Linked DNA regions of Homo sapiens: region 2 is linked to region 1. The links are chromatin contacts, found by Hi-C or POLR2A ChIA-PET in ENCODE. All regions are on one chromosome and are shown on one strand. The core of a region is the stretch at or near the end of the contact, and the rest is flanking DNA. Distances in the headings are between cores, read along the strand shown.

Region 1 (5,473 bases), core at 1,463-3,962:
GGACTAATAGCAGTGTAAAGAATGACACAGGCATGCGAAGGTCATAGGGGTGTATATGTGTAAGTGTCAGGGATTTATGCAGGTGTTTATGAAAGAGGGTTAAATCCCACAAAAAGATAATTTGAAATGGATTCACTGGTTTGGTTCCCTTCTGGCTTGTGCCGTAAGCAGGACAGTGACATGGACCCAACGAATGGGGAGCACTACCATGCCCAGAAATCCAGGTACTGGCACACTCAGCCAAGCAGCACCTTCTACTGCTAGAAATGGGGGAGACGCAAAGGTAAGTTCACAATTGAGAATCACTAACATTTGAGAAAACCAACACTACATGAAAGAGGCATAAAACTCAACAAACAAGAATGAACACTGGAGCAAAGAGGAATACTTTTAAGAGTATCACAGTCAATATCTTCAGAGTGATAAGAGAGAGTATTGCTATCCTAAAACTAGAATGGGCTGTTATGAAAAATAACCAACAGAAAGGCAGAACAACTGCATGGACAGCGCTGAAGAATACATCTGTGAGCTGAAAATTCAGCTGTGAAATCCTCCTAGAAACCAGTGTAATAAAACAATGAAGTGAACAGTATGAAAACAACATTTAGAGTTCTGAAGGATATATCCATTACTCAATAACTCCAATATCCATCTAAGAGAGTTTCTAGAAGGAAAAAAGTTCAACACACAAAGTGGTTGTAGAAGAAGAATTTCAAGAAATGAACAAAGAAACAGTTGTTCAGGTTGAAAAGGCTCTCAGATAGTTAAGCAGGATGAATGGGAGAAAAAAATATAATAGAAAACCAAAGATAAAAAGAAAATCGTACAAGCTTCCAGAGAGGGGGAAGAAAAGGATTACCTATAAAGGAATGAGAATCAGACTGACGTGAGACATTAACAAATCAACAACTCCAGATGCAAGAAAGAAAATGAAGCAGTCACTTAAATTTTTCCAGGGAAAACAAGCTGAAATTAAGAAATTTCCCCCAGCCAAACTATGATTCCAGCATGAAGGCAAATAACAAGTTTCACAAGAATACAGACTCAAAAGGTTTGCCATTCAAAAATCATAAAGTCACTAGTGAGTAAACTTTAGAATTCACATGAAAGACTTGAAATAAAAGTAACTGCAGGCCAGGTGCAGTGGGTGGTTCACACCTGTAATCCCAGCACTTTGGGAAGCTGAGGCAGAGGACTGCTTGAGGCTAGGAGTTTGAGACCAGCCTGGGCAACACAGTGAGACCCTGTGTCTACAAAAAAATGTAAACTATAATGGGTGTAGTGGTGTGTACCTGTAGTCCTAGCTACTCAGGAGGCTGAGGTGGAGGATCACTTGGGTCCACCCAGGAGGTTTAAAGTTGCAGTGAGCTATGATGGCATCACTGCACTCCAATCTAGGCAAAAGAGTGAAACCCTGTCTCTTAAAAAAAAAAAAAAAATGAAAAAAGGAACTGCAAGAAGAATATGATATATATTCTGCAAATCATGTTTGAGCTTACATCTATCACTTTATTTTCATTTCAGTGTATTATTTTATGAAATAAAACTAGATTAAACACAGAAATGAGGAAAAAATAATTCATGTAAGCTGAATTACAAAATAAAATAGCAGGCATAAGTTTAAACATACAAGTAATCATAATAAATGTGTACGAACTAAATTTGCTTTTTAAAAGCAGAGAGTTTCAAATTTGTTTAAAACATTTAACTGTGTGCATTTATATGAGACATACCTAAAATAAGTCAGCCCATGAAGGCTTAAAGTAAAGGGATGGAAAAAGAGCTACCAGAGCTACCAGACATATTCTAACAACAAAAAGCAGGTGTGGCAAGATTAATCAGACAAAAGAAATCAAAGCAAGTCATGAATCTTTCTGTACCTAACAACATAACTTTAAAAAATAGAAAGTAAAAATTGACAGACATATGAAGAGAAATTGTCAATGATTAATCACAGTGCCAGTGACAGACTTTGGCATATTTCTTTCAGAAAGCAATAGATCAAATAAACAAATAGGATATACATTATTTTCAAACACTTTTGGAACATTTACCAAGAATGATCAGATATTAAGGCCACAAAGAAAATTTCAACAAAATCCATCAAGTAGAGTACACATAGGCCACATTCACCAACTACAATGCAATATAATTAGAAATTAACAGCAGAAAAAAAAAATCTACACATCTGGAAATTAAAAGATACTTTTCTAAGATATTTTTTGGGTTAAAGAACTCAAAATGGGAATCTCAAGCTATTTAGAAATGAACAATGACAAGATATGTCAGTTATGAAGCTTTTGTCTATTGGCCCCAAACCCCATCCTCTGCTTTGTGATGCTGGGGATAAAACTCTGTAAAACTTTCTGCTGGGCAGCAGCTCCCTGCTCAGCTCTGCCAGCAGGGGGCACGAGAGGGAGGCTGCAGGGATGGAGAAGGAAGACACTTGCTTCTTCCTATTTGCTTTCATCACCCCAGCAACGGTCCCTCACCCTGGCAGTAACAGTTGGTTCTAGCATCTTTTTTTCCCCCTCAGAGCCCACCTCCCTGTGCAGCTTCAGAGCAGAAGCACCAAATGGATAGCATCTTTTCCTCAAAATCTGAGCCCCAGCCCTGCAGGGCCTCTCCTCCATCATCTGCTGGGTAGTATGCCTTCCTTACAGTTGGAGTCCCATTTCTACCAGGGTTTGTCTCTCCTGCTTCTTGGTTCTGATACCCTAACCTCTCTTTGTTCTCCTAGACCCAGTGGGTACAAGCTGCTTCCTACAGTTATCACATTACCTCAGGTTCCTGTGTGCTGTCAGCCCTGTGTGTAGCACCCACACTCCTTCTGATCCCTTCAGCATCTTGTGCACACAGGCTTACCGCGTGCTTTCACAGCCAGCATCTGTGCTCCCTCGTATGTGCCCAGAGAGTGAGAAGTGCCTGACAATTCTTGTCCGCCCGAGGCAGCCATGAATAAATGACCATGGAAGCTTTAACAATGTAGCTCCCTTGCCTCTGATCAGGATGACTCTGAGAGATGTGACCTACACTGTCTCCAGAGCTCCCCTGTGGGGCTGTGCCAGAGTCACCGTCCATGGATTCGCTTTTCTGATCCTACAACTTCACTCCCCTCCCAGTTTTCCCTGGAGTGTCTTCCTAATAAACTACTTTCACATGGATTCTCCTCTTAGGCTCCACCTCTAGAGAACCCACATAAGATACTGTGTAACCAATTACATTCTTTCTGTGGTTTGTTTTTCAGACTTGATCCTGACTGATAAAGAGTATTACTTAGTCAAATCTGAGGGATATGACCAAAGTAAAATTCAGAGGCAAATCTGCTATAGCACTGAACATATTTATAAAAAAAAAAAAAAGAAAGACTCACTTTTAAATGATCTAAGGTTTCAATTAAAAAGCTAGGAAAAGAGCAATAAATATAAAAATAGATGCAGACATTGATGCAAGAGAAAAAATAATCAATAAAACCTGAGGTCTTTTAAAAAGATTAATGAGAAAAAATCTTTGGCAATAAAACCTGAGATCTTTTAAAAAGATTGAGAAAAAATCCCTTTAAAAAGTCACAAAATTACTAAAGTTGACTCAAGATATATGAACTCTAGAACAATGACCCCATAACAAATTGAGAGGATATATACAAAATTATCCTCCAAAGAAACACGGTCCAGATGATTTTTATGGGCAAGTTTTTATCAAACCTTCAAAAAATAAAAATAATTCTCATGTCATACAAACTATTTTCAGTTTATAGGGCAAAAAGGAAAATACTCAACTCATCTGCCTAAGTCAGCATAACATTGGTACTAGGAAAACACAAGAAAAGACAACCAAAGTACACAAAAATGTGAATAAAAGAATTGCAACTCACAAAAATATAATACTTCATTTCTCGACATACCTATACTGTATGGACATGCATGAAAACAGAATGAATGACTGGCAATGGTGGTCACCTCCAGAGAGAAGTTTGGGATGCCTAAGTATGTATGTTTGTAGAGGGAGAGGGCTGATCATTTATCTGCATTACTTGAAATGATTTCAATAATAAAAAGGTACTCATTTTTAAATAATACAACAACAAAAAAAGAGGATAAGAAAAAGAACTCAAGTTCAATTCCACAAGGAGAAATAGTTAATATTTAACTGGATGTTGTGAAAATGTTGCCTGGAGTAGACTTAAACTGAACTTTTCCTTTTTTTTGCTGATGTTCAACATTACCAGCCAAAGGACTGAATGAGTTTTGCTCTAGGCAAGGATCTTAGAAGTTTATTCCATCATTTTTTATTAATATATTTTTCCTTCAGGAAAAATTTCTCCTAAGGATCATACTCTTTGCCTACCATCTATTTTATCCTTATCTGCAGAATCCAAGATAAAATTTAAATACTATTTGTAGCTACCCAGAGTATTCAGAATACTCCAACTTTACACAGAAACTTGCCTTCTGACCTCAGTTTCAATGTTAAATGTGTACTCTTCAGAACTTGATACCCAAAGAAAGCAAAGTTCCTTTTGGAGCCAGTTTGTTTGGATTAGTTTTCCAACTTCTTTGTGCCTCAGTTTTGTTTGTAAAGTGGTCATAGTAACAGTGGTTATGATAATTATGTGAGATAATCTTAGCTAAGTGCTTATAAAAGCACAGATACACAAAAGACACTGTTTATGGGCATGTCATTATTATTATTACTCTGTATTTACAAGAGTAGCTAAATTTCTACTTAGATGAAGGCTATCTCTCCTATATTATATTTAGGAATATGTTTAAAAATTATAAGACTTTGGGCCAAAGCTGGAGGAGCTTATCTTCTTCACTTACCCCTTCGATGAGGTTCAGACATTCTGTCAGAGTGTTGTTAATTTTACTGGACAGTTCGAGTTGTGCTTTCTTTTCTTCCTCTTCTTTTTCAATGCTCTTCCAGAATGAAATATTCATTTCCTTTATTACTTTTCTTTTTGTTTTAAGTTCCATAGGAGGCCGTTTATAGGTTTTTCCCTTAGATTTCTGCCATTCTTCTAGTTGTTTCCTGAAATTCAATTAAAGGGAGAGTGGTTTTATTTATTTTTAAACATAGTCAAGCTGCTAAAGTATATGATATGTATAGATAGAGTATAATTAAATACTTTCAACTACAGACAAAATCAGGAGAATGGAATTAAAAAACAATTTACAAATGGGTAATGGCAGCATTGGGTTGCGCCCACCCACGAGAAGGCAGACACCAAGATTCTAAGATCACACGTGGCCAGCACTTCAGACTTCAAATAGAATTCGTGATTATGCATTATTTTTCTCGGAAAGTTTTCACTTCACTATATGCTACTTGACACTTGCTTTCCTAAGACATCCCTCTATTTTTGAGATGACTAACTCAGCAATTCATTTCTCTCACGCATAAGCTGTCACTCAACCCAAACCCACCAAGCCTGCATTCTACCCTCAATAAGGTCTTGGTGTGTAAACTGACC
Region 2 (5,473 bases), core at 1,492-3,991, 120 kb after region 1:
ATTTATTTGTAGGAGTTTTTGTTTTTGTTTTCGTTTTTTTGACAGTCTTACTCTGTCACCGAGGCTTACAGTGATGTGAGCTCAGCTCACTGCAACTTCTGTTTTCTGGGCTCAAGTGATTCTCCTGCCTCAGTTTCCTGAGTAGCTGGGATTACAGGCACCCGCCACCATGCCTGGCTAATTTTTGTATTTTTAGTAGAGACGGAGTTTTGCCATGTTGGCCAGGCTGGTCTTGAACTCCTGACCTCATGTGATCCGCTGGCCTCCCAAAGTGCTGAGATTCCAGCGTGCGCGGCCATACCCGGCCGGGAGTTCTTTATATATTCTGAAAACTAATCCTTTGTGAGACATAAGTGTTGTAAATATTGTATCCCAGTTTGTGGCATGTATTTTTAATTTTTAATGGTGTCTCTCAATGAAAAAAGCTTAACACTTAAATGAGGTCAAATTGATCACCTTTTTATTTATGGTTGATTCCTTTGGTGTCATGTGTAAGGAATGTTGTTCCTTCCTGTCCCAAAGTTGCAAAGATTTCTTGTGTATTTTGTCCTAAAAGTTTTAAAGTTTTGCTTTTCCCATCTGTGCACATTTCACATTTGCTACATCTCACTGACTGCTTCCTCTGCTGCAGAGCAAGCTCCATGAGAGCAGGAGGCATGGGTCCTGCTTCTTGTTGGTCCCCAGAGCCCTATGTCATGACTAGGACCTGGCAGGGGACTAGTGAGTAGCTCCTGACTAACTGACTCAATGAATGAATGATTGGATGATTGAACAAAGTGGTATGGGAGTTCACAGCGAGTAAGAGATGCCTTAGAAGAGATGAAGAAGGAGATGGTATAGGGTAGTGGTTCTCAATTCTGGGTCCATGGTGGACTCACCTGGGGACCCTTAAAATGTACCGTGGAGGATCCCAGCCCAAGAGATTCTGTATGACTGGTCTAAGATGTGGTCTGGGCACCAGGTGATCCCAGTGTGCAGCCAGGCCTGAGGCCACTGGATTTGGTGGTAAATGAGGTAGCTATCAAGGGTACAGACGTTGGTTGCCAACAGGCTTGGGCTTGAATTTAAGCTTTGTCACTGACTTGCTGTGTCCTCCTGCACTCGTTGAGCCTGTTTTCTCACCTGAGAGATGGGTGTGATAACACCTACCTGCTGTAGTTGTTGTGAGAGTTAGAGGAGATAAGCATGTTCCTGGAATGAAGTGTGTTCTTAATCCATCATAGGTTTTTTGCTTGTTTGTTTGTTTGTTTGTTTGTTTTTTCCTTTTCAAGAATGAGGTTGAGCCAGACTTTGACAGCTGGGTGGGAAGTGAACATGTGGTGATTGGGAGAGAAGGGCAGTTTATGTGAAGGGAATGTAATAATTAGAGAGTGGGCGTGGGAAGACATGCTGGGGAGAGTGAGCAGGCCGGTTAGCCCTGGTAGAGGGTGCAAGAGAGCAGTGCGGAATCTGCCAGGGAGACAGGTGGGTGACCAGGGTGCCAAGGGTGTGGCTTTTCCCAGGTTCCCATGGACACAGCCATCCTCCCAGATGCCCAGCCTAGCTGTGAGTGAGCAAGAGTTCTGGATTGTCTCTCTCACTCTGTCTTTTTCTCTCATTCCAGAAACAAAGCAGTGACTGGTACTTAGGAGGAGAATCAGGTCAAGTTGGGAGAAACTTGCTTCTGCTCAGGGGAGCAGAAGCAAGAATGGAGGCCCCACCCATGCTGGAAGATGATGAGGGTTTTGGTTCAGGGAGGAGGAATATTGGGGATCTAAAGGGGCCTGGGAGTGGGGCAGGACCCTGCCTTAGGACAGGTAGAAACATTTTCTATAAAAAATGGGGTGGAGGTTGATGGTAGGACCAGGCATCTTTAGTTGGCTCCCTGGAGTGTCAAGCCCTTGAGATGGTCTTTAAAAGCCATGCAGTGGGGTTTGAATCTGGTGTTCAAGCTCATAGGTTATTAACATAATGACACTTGGAAACTATTTGGGAGAGCTCAAGTGAGTGGCCTGGAAGTTCTGTGTTGGTGCAGGAGGTGACTTAGGATGTGCTGCTCCAGACTCATATCTTTGACTGCACACCTGATGCTTCATCTGGCTATCCTGTAAGCACCTTCAACTTAACATGTCCTACACAGAACTCTTGATATTCCTGTTCCTCCCCCAGTTCCTCAGTTCTTACCAAATGTTCTTCCAGTTACCCAATTGCTCAAGTAAAAAATCTAAGTCCTTCTCTTGGATTTCTGCCTGTTCCCTCAACATCCCACCTATCCATGAGTGTTCTGTGGGCCCTGCCTCTGAAATAAATCCTGCCTTTGTCTCCCAGTTCACTCCAGCCACCCATCCTGGGGCTGCACCCTCCTCCTTCCAAGCCCTCTCCCTTTCCTTCCTGGTGCTGCCTGTCATGTCAAGCATATGCATCAGTGCGACCAGGACATTTGAAATGCAACCAGTACAATTGGGCGCGGTTATGCCTACCAGTTTTTCTTCCTTAAACATTTTATATTTATGTTTGAAAGCATGCCACCTTTCTTCACTTGCCAACTTGACAGATTTATTAGTTGACAACATCCGCTGATAGCATCAGTAATAAGTTAATTGTTTTTGCACATGTAGCTTTAATTATTCTCATTATCATTTATAGGAGTTATTCTTTGTAAAGGGTAACTGAGTTTTCCAAAACAAACAGAAATTTGGGGTGTGCCCATGGAGCGTGACTCATGAAATCAGATTCTTAGAAGGACCTCGGCAAGTCTCTGGGTTGCTGTTAATGAGCCTGGCTGGCTGCCAGGGGTGTGTCTGCCCTTTATGAGGCCACGACTGTTCAAATGCTTGCCTGCAGCATTACTTGCCTAGGTAGTGCTTGTTTCTACTGAACTGTCAGGGATCCAATTCTTTGTGGTCTAAGTAACAATACTCAGATTCACAAGGAATTGATTAATAAGCCAGAATGCCAATGTATTACATTTTTGATGAAGACCATATTTACAGTGATTGTATCTGCTCAAGCTCAAATTAGGATTAGAGTTCTGACAAATACATATGTGAGAAGTATGAGGTTAAATACTTGAAATTTGGACTTTTCTAGAAAATCTGAATGTGATTGCCATTCACATACCTTTCTGGGGATGATGATTCTTGTACTTTTATTTTAAAAGACATAGAAAACTAACTTAAGAATCAGATTGCTTGGCTGGGCACAGTGGCTCATGCCTGTAATGCCAGCACTTTGGGAGGCCAAGGTGAGTGGATTGCTCGAGCTCAGGAGTTTGAGATCAGCCTGGGCAACATGGTGAAATCCCATCTCTACCAAAAATACAAAAAAAAAAAAAAAAACAACCAAAAAGAATAAATTAGCTAGGTGTGATGGTGCGTGCTTGTAGTTCCAGCTACTTGGGAGGATGAGGTGGAAGAATTGCTTGAGCCCAGGAGGCGGAGGTTTCAGTGAGCTGGGGTTGCAACAGTGTACTCCAGCCTGGGCGATAGAGTGAGACTCCGTCTCAAAAAAAAAAAAATCAGATTGCTTTATTGCTGGTTTTCTTTCTAAAACTGAGATTGGGTCCCATCATCCCCTGGCCCCCATTGGTTAATGGTTCCTCCTTTGTCTATTGAATAAAATACAGATGTCTGCTTTTGGCAACATGGTTGAATGTAGACACTGCAGGGTCTTCCTTACTCAAAATGAGTAAGGCTTAGATAAAACACATTTTGAAATGCATTTCTGGATGAACAGCAAGGAAAGGAGATCTCTTAAAATCCTCTTTCTGTCCCCCTCTCCCTACCCCCTCCAAGTGGGCTTAAGTAGGAAGGGTGGTGAGCGGCAGGTAAACACACGTCAAAGGCAGTCTTCCTCTCTGAGGGAAAACACTTGTATAAGCATTGCAATCAATGGGCCTCTTTAATTATGTGCCAGTGGCAAGAGCGGGTGCTGAACCCAGGGGCCTGCCTCAATCCGGGGCCTTTGAGGCAGAATAAAGTGGTCTCAGGTTGTTGGCATTTCCTTGCCCTTCCACCCGAAGCAGACACAAATCCTCTCTGGAGGCAAGTTCCCCAATTCAGCCAGTACAACTCCCACAGACTAAGATCAATCATGTACAAGCTCACAGACAAAGGTCACCAAACACACAGAGCAATAAACAAATTCATGAGTGACGTGAATGAGAATAAACAGAAACAATAACCACCAGCTGGGATGCTCTAAGTCTTCAGCTGTTAGAATTCCTGAATATAGAATAAAACTGCCACAATGGCAAACATGCATCTAGTACTTACTGTGTGCTGGGTTCTAAGAATTTTGCACATTGTGCCAGATACCGACTCAGCTTCACACTCACCCTCCTACTGTGCCCTCTTAATTTGCACTAGATTAAAAGGTAGAAAGGAAGAGGCAGCTATTCTGTTCTTGGCTGTGCCTCTGGCAGCACATGCAAAATGGGCAGTAACAGTGGCAGTCACAGGTAAGTAGCCTTCTCACAGTGTGGAGTTAAAGGCATGGGACTGAGACGAGCAAGGTTCCTAAAGGGACAGTGGCCAGTAGATGACCAGGGGCTACTGGAGTGGCTGCATGGCTCTGTGGAAGCTCAGAGGAGCCTTGGGTCCTGCAGGTGCAGTAGCAGCTTTCTGTAGTTCCTGATCTCTGGGTCCCACAATCTTCCCCGTTTTTGCTCCTCCACTTCTAATTTTGTAACTGACTTCCCTGTGTGTACTTCTCTCTCTGATTGAAATAGCCAGACTGGTTTCTGTTTCCTGATAAGACATTGTCTGGTACGAACACAGTAACTCATTTAATCCGATATCTCTATGAAGGAGGTACAATAATTATTCCTATTTTACAGATGAGGAAACACAGCAGAGAAATAAAGTCAATTGTCTAAGGTTGCACATTTAGTCAAGGGAAGGGTTGATATAACATATAATTATTTAGAAAACATCTAAGGAAATAAAAGGCATAATTTAAAAATAAAACTAGGCAGGTTTAAAAAAATGAAGTAATCTATAAGTAAAAAAGTATAATTGTTGAAATACATATCTTAGTGGATGGGTTAAATAGCTGAAGAAATGATTAATGAACTGGAAGGTAGTTCTGAGGAAATCAGAATTCAGCATAGATAGAAAAAATGGGAATTTACAAAAGTACACAGGAATTATAAAAGAGGTTAAATTATAGGGAGGGTAGAATGAGAATTAACATTGGTCTAACTGGAATTTTGGAAGAAGAGAATAGAGAGAATGAACAAGGCAATATTTAAAGAGGTGGCTGAGAATTTTTCAGAACCAACACAAACTATGACTTTACCAGTAGAGAAAACAATGTACACTGAGGAGGATAAATAAATATACTATGAACAAATTGTAATAATAATACTCAACAAAGACAAAGAGAAGATCTTAAAATCAGCAAAAAAAGAAAGTCAGACTTAGAAAGAAATGACAATGGCAGACTACTCAACAACAACAATGGAAACCAAATTCAGTGAAACAGTATTTTCAAA

Evidence for each region. Hi-C counts contacts between places; a loop is a spot of excess contacts on that map. ChIA-PET counts read pairs that join two places held with the same protein, here RNA polymerase II (POLR2A). Pooled maps may share reads with other maps.
Region 2: a map of gastrocnemius medialis shows a loop between it and region 1 (2.1-fold over the local background). The contact joins two enhancer-like sites. A Hi-C loop is called at or near these places in 11 of 168 maps with a recorded cell type or tissue (DLD1, GM11168, GM12878 and 8 more) and 2 of 50 pooled maps. POLR2A ChIA-PET finds 5 or more read pairs at or near these places in 4 of 52 experiments (GM12878, Panc1, activated B cell and 1 more).

The regions. Positions count from the first base shown.
Region 1 is chr2:112,747,444-112,752,916 of GRCh38, forward strand. CKAP2L (cytoskeleton associated protein 2 like) reads right to left here. Exons shown (of 9, transcript NM_152515.5): 5 at 4,824-5,031. Among named protein-coding and RNA genes, the nearest start is that of CKAP2L, 14 kb to the right of the region's middle. RefSeq lists an enhancer at 2,562-2,611. Within about 2 kb of position 2,713, at least 4 of the 41 ENCODE cell types and tissues checked have a DNase peak (open chromatin) inside an H3K27ac peak, as active enhancers do.
Region 2 is chr2:112,866,975-112,872,447 of GRCh38, forward strand. No RefSeq gene overlaps it. Among named protein-coding and RNA genes, the nearest start is that of AMANZI, 30 kb to the left of the region's middle. Within about 2 kb of position 2,742, at least 7 of the 41 ENCODE cell types and tissues checked have a DNase peak (open chromatin) inside an H3K27ac peak, as active enhancers do.